2 separate regions of the Homo sapiens genome follow, and region 1 is linked to region 2. A link is a contact called in ENCODE Hi-C data. All regions are on one chromosome and are shown on one strand. Each heading gives the region's core, a stretch centred on a gene start or an enhancer-like site at or near the end of the contact. The rest is flanking DNA. Distances are from core to core; before and after follow the strand shown. Region 1 overlaps LOC105374151 (a long non-coding RNA gene). Region 2 holds the start of COMMD2 (COMM domain containing 2).

What was found. Hi-C counts contacts between places; a loop is a spot of excess contacts on that map. Pooled maps may share reads with other maps.
Region 1: a loop to region 2 is called in a map of mammary epithelial cell, with 2.6 times the contacts of the local background. The contact joins the enhancer-like site here to the promoter of COMMD2 in region 2. A Hi-C loop is called at or near these places in 1 of 168 maps with a recorded cell type or tissue (mammary epithelial cell) and 5 of 50 pooled maps.

Annotation. Positions count from the first base shown.
Region 1 is chr3:149,390,068-149,395,310 of GRCh38, forward strand. It overlaps LOC105374151 (a long non-coding RNA gene), which reads right to left. Exons shown (of 3, transcript XR_924574.3): 3 at 3,345-3,534. Among named protein-coding and RNA genes, the nearest start is that of TM4SF1-AS1, 15 kb to the left of the region's middle. Within about 2 kb of position 3,489, at least 7 of the 41 ENCODE cell types and tissues checked have a DNase peak (open chromatin) inside an H3K27ac peak, as active enhancers do.
Region 2 is chr3:149,751,239-149,756,545 of GRCh38, forward strand. COMMD2 (COMM domain containing 2) reads right to left here and starts at 1,251. Exons shown (of 5, transcript NM_016094.4): 1 at 1,140-1,251; 2 at 972-1,049; 3 at 165-247. The coding sequence starts at 1,206. RefSeq lists a silencer at 1,407-1,476.

The sequences.
Region 1 (5,243 bases), core at 2,239-4,738, 360 kb before region 2:
ACAATTGGTAAAATTTAAAATTGGTAAAATTTAAATATGGACTGTGGGTTAGATAACAGCATTTTATAAATGTTTAATTTCCTCATTTTCATTATTATAGTATGGTGGTTATGTAGAAAATTATAAAGTGAATATGACAAGATGTTAATTTGTGAATGTAGTAAAGGGTATATGGGAGGTATTCGTACTATTCGTGCAACTTGGTAGTAAGTTTGAAGTTATTTCAACATAAAAAGAATAGTCCAGCCATGTTTATTCATACCTGTAATCCCAAGACTTTGGGAGGCCGAGGCAGGAGGATCTCTTCAGCCCAGGAGTTCGAGAATAGCCTGGGCAACACAGTGAGACATCAGGTCTACAAAAATATCAAAAAATTAGTCAGGCATTGTGGCATACACCTGTAGTCCCAGCTACTCAGGAGGCTTAGGTGGGAGGATTGCTTAAGCCCAGGAAGTCAGGGCTGCAGTGAGTTGTGATTGCACCACTTAAGCCTGGGTGACAGAGTGAAAAAATAAAAAATAAAAAAAATTTATATTGTTAGATTTTATTTTTAGAATAGTATTGGAAATCATTCAAATAGCTCTTTTGCCTCTGTGGGAACTTTAGGGACTTGGGGAGCACTAACATATAAGATACTCACCTACCAGTGTCACATAGGTATAAAGAGCATGAATGATACATAACCTTTTATCACATTATATAGGTTTTGTGTGTTGTCAGGAATTTGATGTCAAGGCTTCCCTTTATGACTAATTCTTATGTGTCATTCACCTAGAAGCAATAATCCTTGGATTGGTGTGCAGTAAATTTGGTGTGACAACAATGTTGTCATTGGTAGACCCTGATGAGACACAGTCCAGCTCTCTTTCTGGCCTGAGGCCCTTGTTCCTCCTCCTGCTGACAGCGTGCTATGAGTGTTAGCCATCCACAGCCCAGACTCTCTCAGGGACTGCCCTCTGCCTAAGGAAGCTGCGTCACCCAAGCCATGGCCCCTCCCTGAGGAGAAGCCATCTCTAACCACTGAGGAGGCGGACTATACCTGGCTTCCTTGCCTCAAGTGACAAACTCGGTAGGGCCATCCTAGCTCCACAGCTGTCTGTGGGGTTGGCCGAGGCCTCCGTTGAACTGCATCAGAGTTCATCTGCTGCCCAGCCCTGCTTCTCTCACTCCTCTCCCCTCATAGGGATGATCCTGAGGGCACTCCCTGAGAGACAACCTGCAAGCTCATCTCCACCCACAATCTGTTTCCCAGGGAAGCCCGTAGTCAGCACATGCCTTCTCCAAACCCATCAACTCACCTCCCGAACCCCAGGCTGCCCGACGACATTGCTGCTGCTTCCTATGGAATGCAGACAGGAACATTTCTGATCCATAAGGAACATGAATTTTTAAATTCCGATTAAAAAAAATCCCAACACATGTATAGGGCCTAAAAGAAATGAGTTAGTTCAACTCCCTACTGCCAAATTTGGCAAAAAAAAAAAAAAAAAAAAACCAACAAAACAAAAGGGTATTTCTCAGACCCTCTTGTGATACAATGTCCCTTTTCAGGACAAATTGATGTTTAATGATTTTGTTTACTTAAAAAAAATTTAACATATACAAAATTAGAATAATATAAAGCCCCATCGATTTCCCTCACCTGGCTCCAACAATTATCCGTGACCAATCTATCTGCTTTGATACCTCAACTATTCCCACATTATTTGAAGCATATTCCAGATATAGTATTATTTCATCTGTTTTTTAGTATCTTTAGAAGAGAATGAACACTTTGAAAAAACATAATCCTCATAGCATTATGTAAAATATTACAAATTAGTAAAACAAGTTCTTTAATATCATCAAATATCCTTTCAGTGTTGAAATTTCCAGTTGTTTCGTAAATATTATAAAAGTTGCTTTGTTTATACAGTTTGTATATCTGAATCAAAATCCAAATAAGGTCTGCGTATCATGATTGGTTGATAGTCTCTGAAGTTTCCCCTCCACCTACCTCTTTTTCTCTCCCTTTCAGTTGCTTTGTTGAAGAAAGCTGTAGAGTTTCCCGCAGTCCACAGACTGGAAACCTCTTCTATTGCTTAACACGCCAATTGGCCGTTGGACCTGGACACTTCATCAGATTCAAAGTTTTTTGGTTCTTTTTTTTTTTTCCTGTATTTGGCAAAACCACTTTTTATGTGGGATTGCGCTTTTTCATTAGGATGCACCTAAGGCCAAGTTGTTTTCCTTTTGGTAAAGCTCACAGCTGTGGGTGGCCAATGCCTGGGTATAATCATTCATTAGGAATTATGAATTTTCTCATTCTGTTTTAATTTATTAGCTGGATTACTTTTTATGAAAGGAAACTTCTCCTTGTCTATTATTTGATGACCTGGAGACTCAGTTTGCATTAAAAAGTTAGAATAGGGCCGGGTGCCCTGTAATCCCAGCACTTTGGGAGGCCAAGGTGGGCAGATCACCTGAGGTCGGGAGTTTGAGACCAGCCTGACCAACATGGAGAAACCTTGTGTCTACTAAAAATACAAAATTAGCCGGGAGTGGTGGTGCATGCCTGTAATCCCAGCTACTTGGGAGGCTGAGGCAGGAGAATTGCTTTAACCCGGGAGGAGGAGGTTGCAGTGAGCCGAGATCGCACCATTGCACTCCAGCCTAGGCAACAAGAGCAAAACTCTGTCTCAAAAAAAAAAAAAAAAGTTACAATAAATGCTAGATTCTTTGCCTGGATTTACCAATTTTTAAAATAATTTGTTAGTTCCCCATCATCTACCCAGTATGACCAATTAATTTTCATTTTGTTTAACATTAGTATGAACTTTATGCATTCATAATGTATTTCATCATAGCCATTGCAGTTATTATCTTTATTGATGCTTAAGTTGCTCTGTCTTTGGTCAGTAGAAGCCTCTTCAAGTTAGTTCATGAGTCCTTTTGCCATGGCCCTAGTCATCTTCGTACCTTTCTTGCTATGTGGTATTAATAAGAGGTGCCAGGCTCATCTTGTACATTTCCTGCCCGAGACCTGCACTCAGTCATTTCTCTAAGAAGTCCTGGTTCTTTTTGAATAGTATTTCAAAACCATCATATAGGCTCAAGGAGGAGTGCCCCGTAATTTTTTTAACTTTTATTTGAAATTTTATCATGTATATTTATTATTTTATTTATTCCACACAAATTATACATAAGTACACAGGTGAAAAAAAAGTCAAAGTAAAAAATTTTCCCACGCCTTTCCCATGCTACTTCCTCTGCCAGAGATAACTATAGTTAGCAATTTGTTGTGAATTCTTCTAGAGTTTTTCTTAGATAGTATTGTTACCTAAATAAGACTAAGGCACTTAAGATTCCAGATTATATTTTAATCTATTTGGAATATTCAAAGAAACAGAAGTCTGAGAGAAAAATATAATGGACTGCAATTTAAATCTTCTTTGGGATCAACAGCCAGAGCCTCCGCATTGCCAACTCCAGGGGGTGCTGTGTACATTCAGGTCTCTGTGACTGATGTCCCCTGGCGTTTGCAACACAGCAAACCTGCTAACAAACCAATAGTACAATGAGCAAGGGGTATGAACACACAGAAAAGAAGATGGTTCATAAATATATGAAAAGATGTTCAAATTTGCTTTTGACAAGAGAGTGCAAAATAAAACCACCAAAATATTATTTTTCATCTCTCGGATTGGCAAGGATTAAAATGCTTGTTAACATACCCTTATTCAGTGTTGGTAGAACGACTGCATTTTCAGCAGTTTGGCAATATGTATTCAATTATAAATTTATTTGCAGTTGCTAATTTAAAACACTTCTAAAAATATACCCTACACATACACTTGAGTGTTTGGGAAATGATGTATGTATAAGGCAGGGTTTCTTAACTCTAAGTAAAATTTGTCATTTCCTTTAATTATGAAAGCAAGCAGGAAACCATGATAGTATCAGCCTATGCCTTTGTTACCAATAAAATCACAGATATTTTACATCACATTACAATTGTTGCAGATATTTTGAAACAGCATTTATGCTCACTCATATTTTGAAATTACAAGAATTTGATCCACTGCTAGATCTTATTAAGTTTTAATAAATAAGTACATATATTTCTAAATAAATGTTTATATAAAGAATATTTTGATACCTATATATCAGCATAATTGGTTTCCTTTTAATCCTGAGAATTTTGCATGCACTTGAAAATATTTTATTAAGAAGAAATTAATAGGCTTCACCAGACTGCCAAAGGGGTTCATGACACAAAATAAATTAAAAATTTACAGCATCGTGTATATAATAGCAAATGATCAAAGCAACCAAAAGTGGAAACTGACCAAAAACCATTTGTACCTTGCTATAGTGAATACTCTGCAGCTGAAAAAAAAAAGGAATGAAGAATCTGCCTAATAAAATGAAACAATATCCAAGATATTTTACAGAGAGTAAAGCAGGATACAAAATAATTTATGTAGCAAGCTGCTACTTGTTTAAAAAAAATGAAAGAGAGAGTGAATATATACAAATGTCTGTTTGCTTGTATGTGCATAAAATAGCTCTGGAGGACACACAGTAAACTGATAATATTGGTGGCTTCTGGGGATGAGAACTGGGTGGTTTGGGGCTGGAGTGTTATGGAGACTTTTTCCTGATAAAACCTACAGGACCTTTAAAAATTTTGAACCTTGCAAAAGTATAATCTATTCAAAAATTAAATTTAAAAAAGGGAACACTTAAGAACTCCTTACTGGAGTCTGTACAGGAGATTCATACATAGCCCCAAGGCAACACCTGGTCGAGTCCTGTCTCTCCTCCTCTGTGGAGCCTCAGCCTGCTCTGCAGCAAGCCTTGTAGCTTCTATGCCCTCAATCTCCTATTCTGAACCCCCAATCATAACTTTCTCTCTAAGGCTTCTTTGGCTCTTGCCTTTTCCAACACCTTTAGCATTTTCTCATTAGCCTAGTCTAATGCAGAACAAGCGCACTCCAGCCCTGTCTCTCTATTTTTGCTGCACACAAATTGTTACAAGTCAACTAGGCATTGGTGGAACTGTTCTTAATGGGCAATGAAGTATGTGAATATTCACAAGTTTTTTGTTTCAAATATTTTTTATGTTTTCATAATATAATTATTTTAAAATAAAATCCTATTCATAGAATGAGGGTAAATTTTTAGTTTGTTGGTCACAAGTGGGGCCTAATCACTACTAGTTGTAAGAGGTCATAAATATTATGGGATTAGATCACTGAAAT
Region 2 (5,307 bases), core at 1-2,500:
AGATGATATGATTTTTATTTTTTAGGTATGTCTTCAAAAAATCAATTATAAACCATTAACAACATTATTAAAACACACAGGTACCTGCCAGGACTATGATGTAGAGTACACCAGACCGTTCTTAAGAATCCAGCCAACACAAAACAGTCCAGAAAATCCCTTACCATGAGCTTTGAGCTCTCAGTGAGGAGATACGTTAATCCTTCCACACCATGCTGGACAGTGTCACTACTCACATTGAGTTTTCCTGAGAAAGAAAAGTAAAAACGAGCAAATAAATTACTACTGTAGTATTTATCTTGTTCATATTTGTATTTAAAAATAAACACTATTCATTATTACATGTTTTCAAACACTGCATGAAAAACAGTAAGTTGGCCAGAGGCTCCTGCTCCTTGTCATTCCACTCCCAGCCAAATGCCTTTGGTATTTCCCACCAAGTAACCTTAACAAAATGCAGAACTGTGGAGACTAGTATCAGGTGCGTAGCCCTTCTCTTGAATACGTAGCTCCTTCAAGTCTGGCAGAAGAGGAACTCGACAGGGATTGACTTAATCCCAGAGACTGCCTCTTACCCAGGGGTAAAACAACACTTTTTTTTTTTTTTTTAGCAAAAGCGGATATCTGAACAACTAATAATGATAACCAAATACTTGCAATTTACAGTTGACCCAGCTATTCCACAGACTTTGGTATATTTATACAAAACACTTTTCAGTATTTCTGAAAGTAAGGTGGTATTATGTACATTTTACCATGAGAAAACTGATTTAATAGAAGCTTTAACAATCTCACAGCTACTTAAGGGACGGGCAGGATTTGCACCCTGACTGAAGAGCTCTGCTGGTTTTATTCTACTACAATCGGAACAAGACCCTAGGACTCGCAATAATCCGTTTCTCTCCCGGGAGACAGGGAATGGCTCGCAACCGCCCTAGAAGCCTGCGGAGCCTTCCCCTTTCCCTTCTTACTGGCGGCGCCTTCGTAGATTTTTGGGTTTGCGCCGCGTCTCAGGAATTCCACAGCAATCCGCCCAAACTCGGCGACCACTGCAATGAAAGTCAGAAGGCTGTTGAGTGCCAGGCGCTGCCTTTGACCTCCTCCCCAGCCCACAGAACACCGCCCCCACGCCCGCTGACCCGCGCTGTCCACTTGAGGCAGGAAGGCCAGGTGTTCCTTATGCTCCTCGGACAATTCCAGCAGCATCTTCACTGTCCTACGATTTCACCCGGCAGCGCCGACCCCGCCTTCGCCACTTCCGGCGCCCGTGTCCCGGCGCCTAGAGGCTCCGGCGTCGCAGCGTCCGGAGCTTTGGGTTCCGGCCTACGAACTAACGCGTTACACTCGGACGTTCCCTGCAGCGCAGGCTGAGGTCAGAACATTGAAATCATCCCGCAAAGATGCAGTGAGCGCCTGCTGGGTGCAAGGTGCTAGGCTCTATGGGAGATGAAAAGGTGTTTCAAATCCGACACGCCCCCTCGTGGAGCATACATTAATAATATCAATAGTTCACATTTGTTAAGCACTAACCGTGTCAGGAAGTGTTCTTACATTTATTAAATACATTTGGAGTTCAGAAGAACCCTATGAGGTAGGTTCCATTATAATTTCCATTAGAGATAAGGAAACTGATAGACAAGTCCAGCAACTGACACTTTTATAAAGCTAATAGTTTCCAGAGCTTCTATGTTATCTTAAATGTATCTCAGTTAATATCCTCAACAAACATGGCTTTGTTTTTACAGATAAGACACAAAGCTCCAGAGATTATGTGACAAAGCCTGTGACAGAGTTAGATGGAGAGGGTTGGATCCCTCACTTACCTGCTGCAAAGCCCATCCTTCTACATAACAGCCTGAAAGCTGAAAGCTTCTGACAAGTTTTATGAGTGATTATAAATTAGGATAAAGATAATGATGACAATGACCGATGCTTACAGGATTCAGAGCAATGTTTTTGTTTGTTTGTTTTGTTTTGTTTTGTTTTTTACATGGAGTCTCGCTCTGTCGCCCGGCTCACTGCAACCTCTGCCTCCCGGGTTCAAGCGATTCTCCTGCCTCAGCCTCCCGAGTAGCTGGTATTACAAGCGCCCACCACCATGCCTGGCTAATGTTTGTATTTTTAGTAGAGACGGGTTTTCACCATGTTGGCCAGGCTGGTCTTGAACTCCTGACCTCAAGTCATCCAGCCAACTTGGCCTCCCAAAGTGCTGGGATTACAAGCATGAACCACCACACCTGGCCCAGAGCAATGCCTTTTAAAAAGTATTTAGCGCCTGTGATAATTTAGTTCCTTTTCCAACTCTCTTCTCACCTGCTGTGGTTCAAATATCAGAGATGATAAAGTTGCTAATTGATAGGAATATGATTCTTCAAATCTTAACCCCTTGAAAATGGAGGGTGTGGAGGAAGAGAGGGGAAGGGAAGAAGACTCTTCATATCTGTCTTTTCTATCTAAGGCTTGAGACAACTCTATATTCTGAGTCTCCCAGGCAGACTAAAAATTGGAAGAGTTTTTCAATTCACTTCTCTGTGTCTACTTTGTCCTTCACATCTGACTGAAATTGTTTCTTCCACTGGGACACAGAAAGACAGGTCCTTGAACTTATTAGTTAGTTCTTGAAGTAGCATTTGCAGAGAGAACACAACTTTTACTTAGACTGTGAATTGCAGATTAGCAAAAATTGCATCATTTCCTGAAGTTGCCTTTATTCACACATTATTGAGAAAACATCCATTATTAAAGAATAATTTTCAGAAAAGGTAAAATCATGATTCTTCTACAAGTGTACAATGAACACATGTCAAAAAATGTATTGAACTAGTTAATTAATGAGAGAATTACAGCATTCTGTAATTAATGAGAGATTACAGTAAAAACCAGTTTCAACTGATTCAAAAGAGGTATTCAAGAACTGTACATATATAGGGAGTAGGAATGCTGAAATGAATTTGCAAATAGACACAATATTATGCCAATATGAAATGGCCTTTCTTGTCTGTAATCTCAGGGAATGAAGTGAGGACAGGCGAGGTGAAGGTGAGACTAGGGAGTAGCACAATAGGCTGTCTAAAAAAGGTGGTCAAGGAACCAAGTTAGGCCAGGTATGGTGGCTGATGCCTGTAAACCCAGCACTTTGGAAGGCCAAGGCGGGAGGATCACTTGAGGCCAGAAATTCAAGTCTAGCCTGACCAACATGGTAAAACCCCATCTCTACTAAAAATACAAAAATTAGCAAAGCTTGGTGGCATGTACCTGTGGTCCCAGCTACTTGGTAGCCCAAGGCATGAAAATTGCTTGAACCTGCGAGGCAGAGGTTGCAGTGAGCAAGATTTGAGTCACTGCACTCCAGCCTGGGTGACAGAGTCAGACACTGTCAAAAAAAAAAAAAAGAAAGAAACCAAGTTATATCCAAGAAAAACCAGCCTGGGAGTTAAAACACCCCAGGATAATTTATAGAGTGACTTCTGTTGCCATAAGTGATATAATTGTTTAGAAAAAATTACCTGAGTGAAAATTCAAAACTCTAGATTCCAGATCTGGCTCTGACACTACCTGTATGACTTCTAATAAGTTGTTTTTATGTTATAACCATAGCCTCTTCGTCTGTAAAACTGGCATTTTAATACTGCCCTTCTGTGCCATGCAGGGCTGTTATGATGCTCAGATGAACTAATAAATTCACATTAAAAATTGATTTTGATGATCAAATGAAACAATAAATTAGAATTAAGCAAACAGCAGCATTTACATTTTATAGGAGCAGATTTTATGCTCCTATAAATTCACAAATAATCATCTTAAAAGCCATTCATTTAATTTAACAAACTTTATTAAGCAATTCCTTAAAGGTTCAAAGATATGCTATGCTTTGGCAATTTGTAGATGAATAAAACAATGTCCTTGCCCTCTAGGAGGTGTCAGAAAAGTGAGGGAGAAAGATAATGAAGTAATTTCCATACAGTGTGATGAGTAGCAATACTTGGAGAATGAACAAAATGAGAAGGAAGCATAGGGAATGTACATTAACTCTAATTTAAAAGAATCAGGCTGAGAATAAATGTCCCAGCATATCCTGTGCATGTTAATACTAATGCTCTACAATTAGATTTACATTATAAATATATACAGTCTTAATGTCACTTCATGCTATCTTACTTCCAGGGTGAATGTGAACAAATAATAAATACTCAGTATTTTTTTCAATTGATGCTGGTAGAGAACAAGGCTTCATATCAATCATCCCCTCACATTCTCTCTGCATCTTTCTATCCCCCTCCAGCTCATACGTCTTTCTTTTCTCTTATATTTTCCCATTTATTTTCTCCTTCTTAGGTATTCTAGCCCAGAATCCTTGCACAGGATATTTCCTTAGCTGTGTTTCAATGACACATAAAATATTATCACCCCCTGCAAGGAATTACAGCTCAATTCACTATACTGTCAAGAGGACAATAACGTGGTGACAAGCCTCACTCACACCAGCCACCTTCTCATGACTCTAAAGCTGGCACCAAATGCATGAATTAGCTCCTGACATTTTAAAAAATTATTTTAATTCATTAAAAAAATGTATTATAAATGCAAACAGAAAAGGGTACAGATTTTTTAAATACTCATTGTTGAATCTTCTCAAATTAAACACACCTATTACTCCAGAACAAGAAATAGAATGTTACAACACCCCAGAATTTCTGCTGTGCCTCCTGCCAGTCACTATCATCTCTTGTTTTCTCTATAGTGAACTAATACCTATACACATGCTGCCTTACAACATCCCTGTAGAATCATCTATGTGTGTGAATGCGTGTGTGAGTGTCTGCACGTGCATGTGTGTGTGTTTGTATTAACCTTTGTGCCCCAACCCAGCAATATCTAATTGGGAACTCAAAGGCATTTTTTAGAATGAGCCTTAGATTTTAGGCGCCTCTGACTATTTTACCAAAATCTATCTTATAATCATCTTAGTAAATTGCCTCTAAAATATAAAATATTTAGAAAAAAACTTTAACAGACGATTTGCAAGACCTATACACTAAAATTTACAAAACTTTGCTGAGAGGAATTAAGACTTGAATAAATGGAAATGTATACCACCGATACAGAAATATACGTCATGGATTATAAGATTTAATATTATTAAAATGTCAGTTGTGCCCTATCAGAAGAATCCCAACAGGGTTTTTTTTTGTTTTTGTTTTTTGTTTTTTGTTTTTTTTTTTAGCAGTTGCAAGATTTAGTAGAGTGAAAACAGAGCTCCCATACAAAGGGAGGGGACCCAAAGAGGGTAGCCATTGCCAGCTCGAA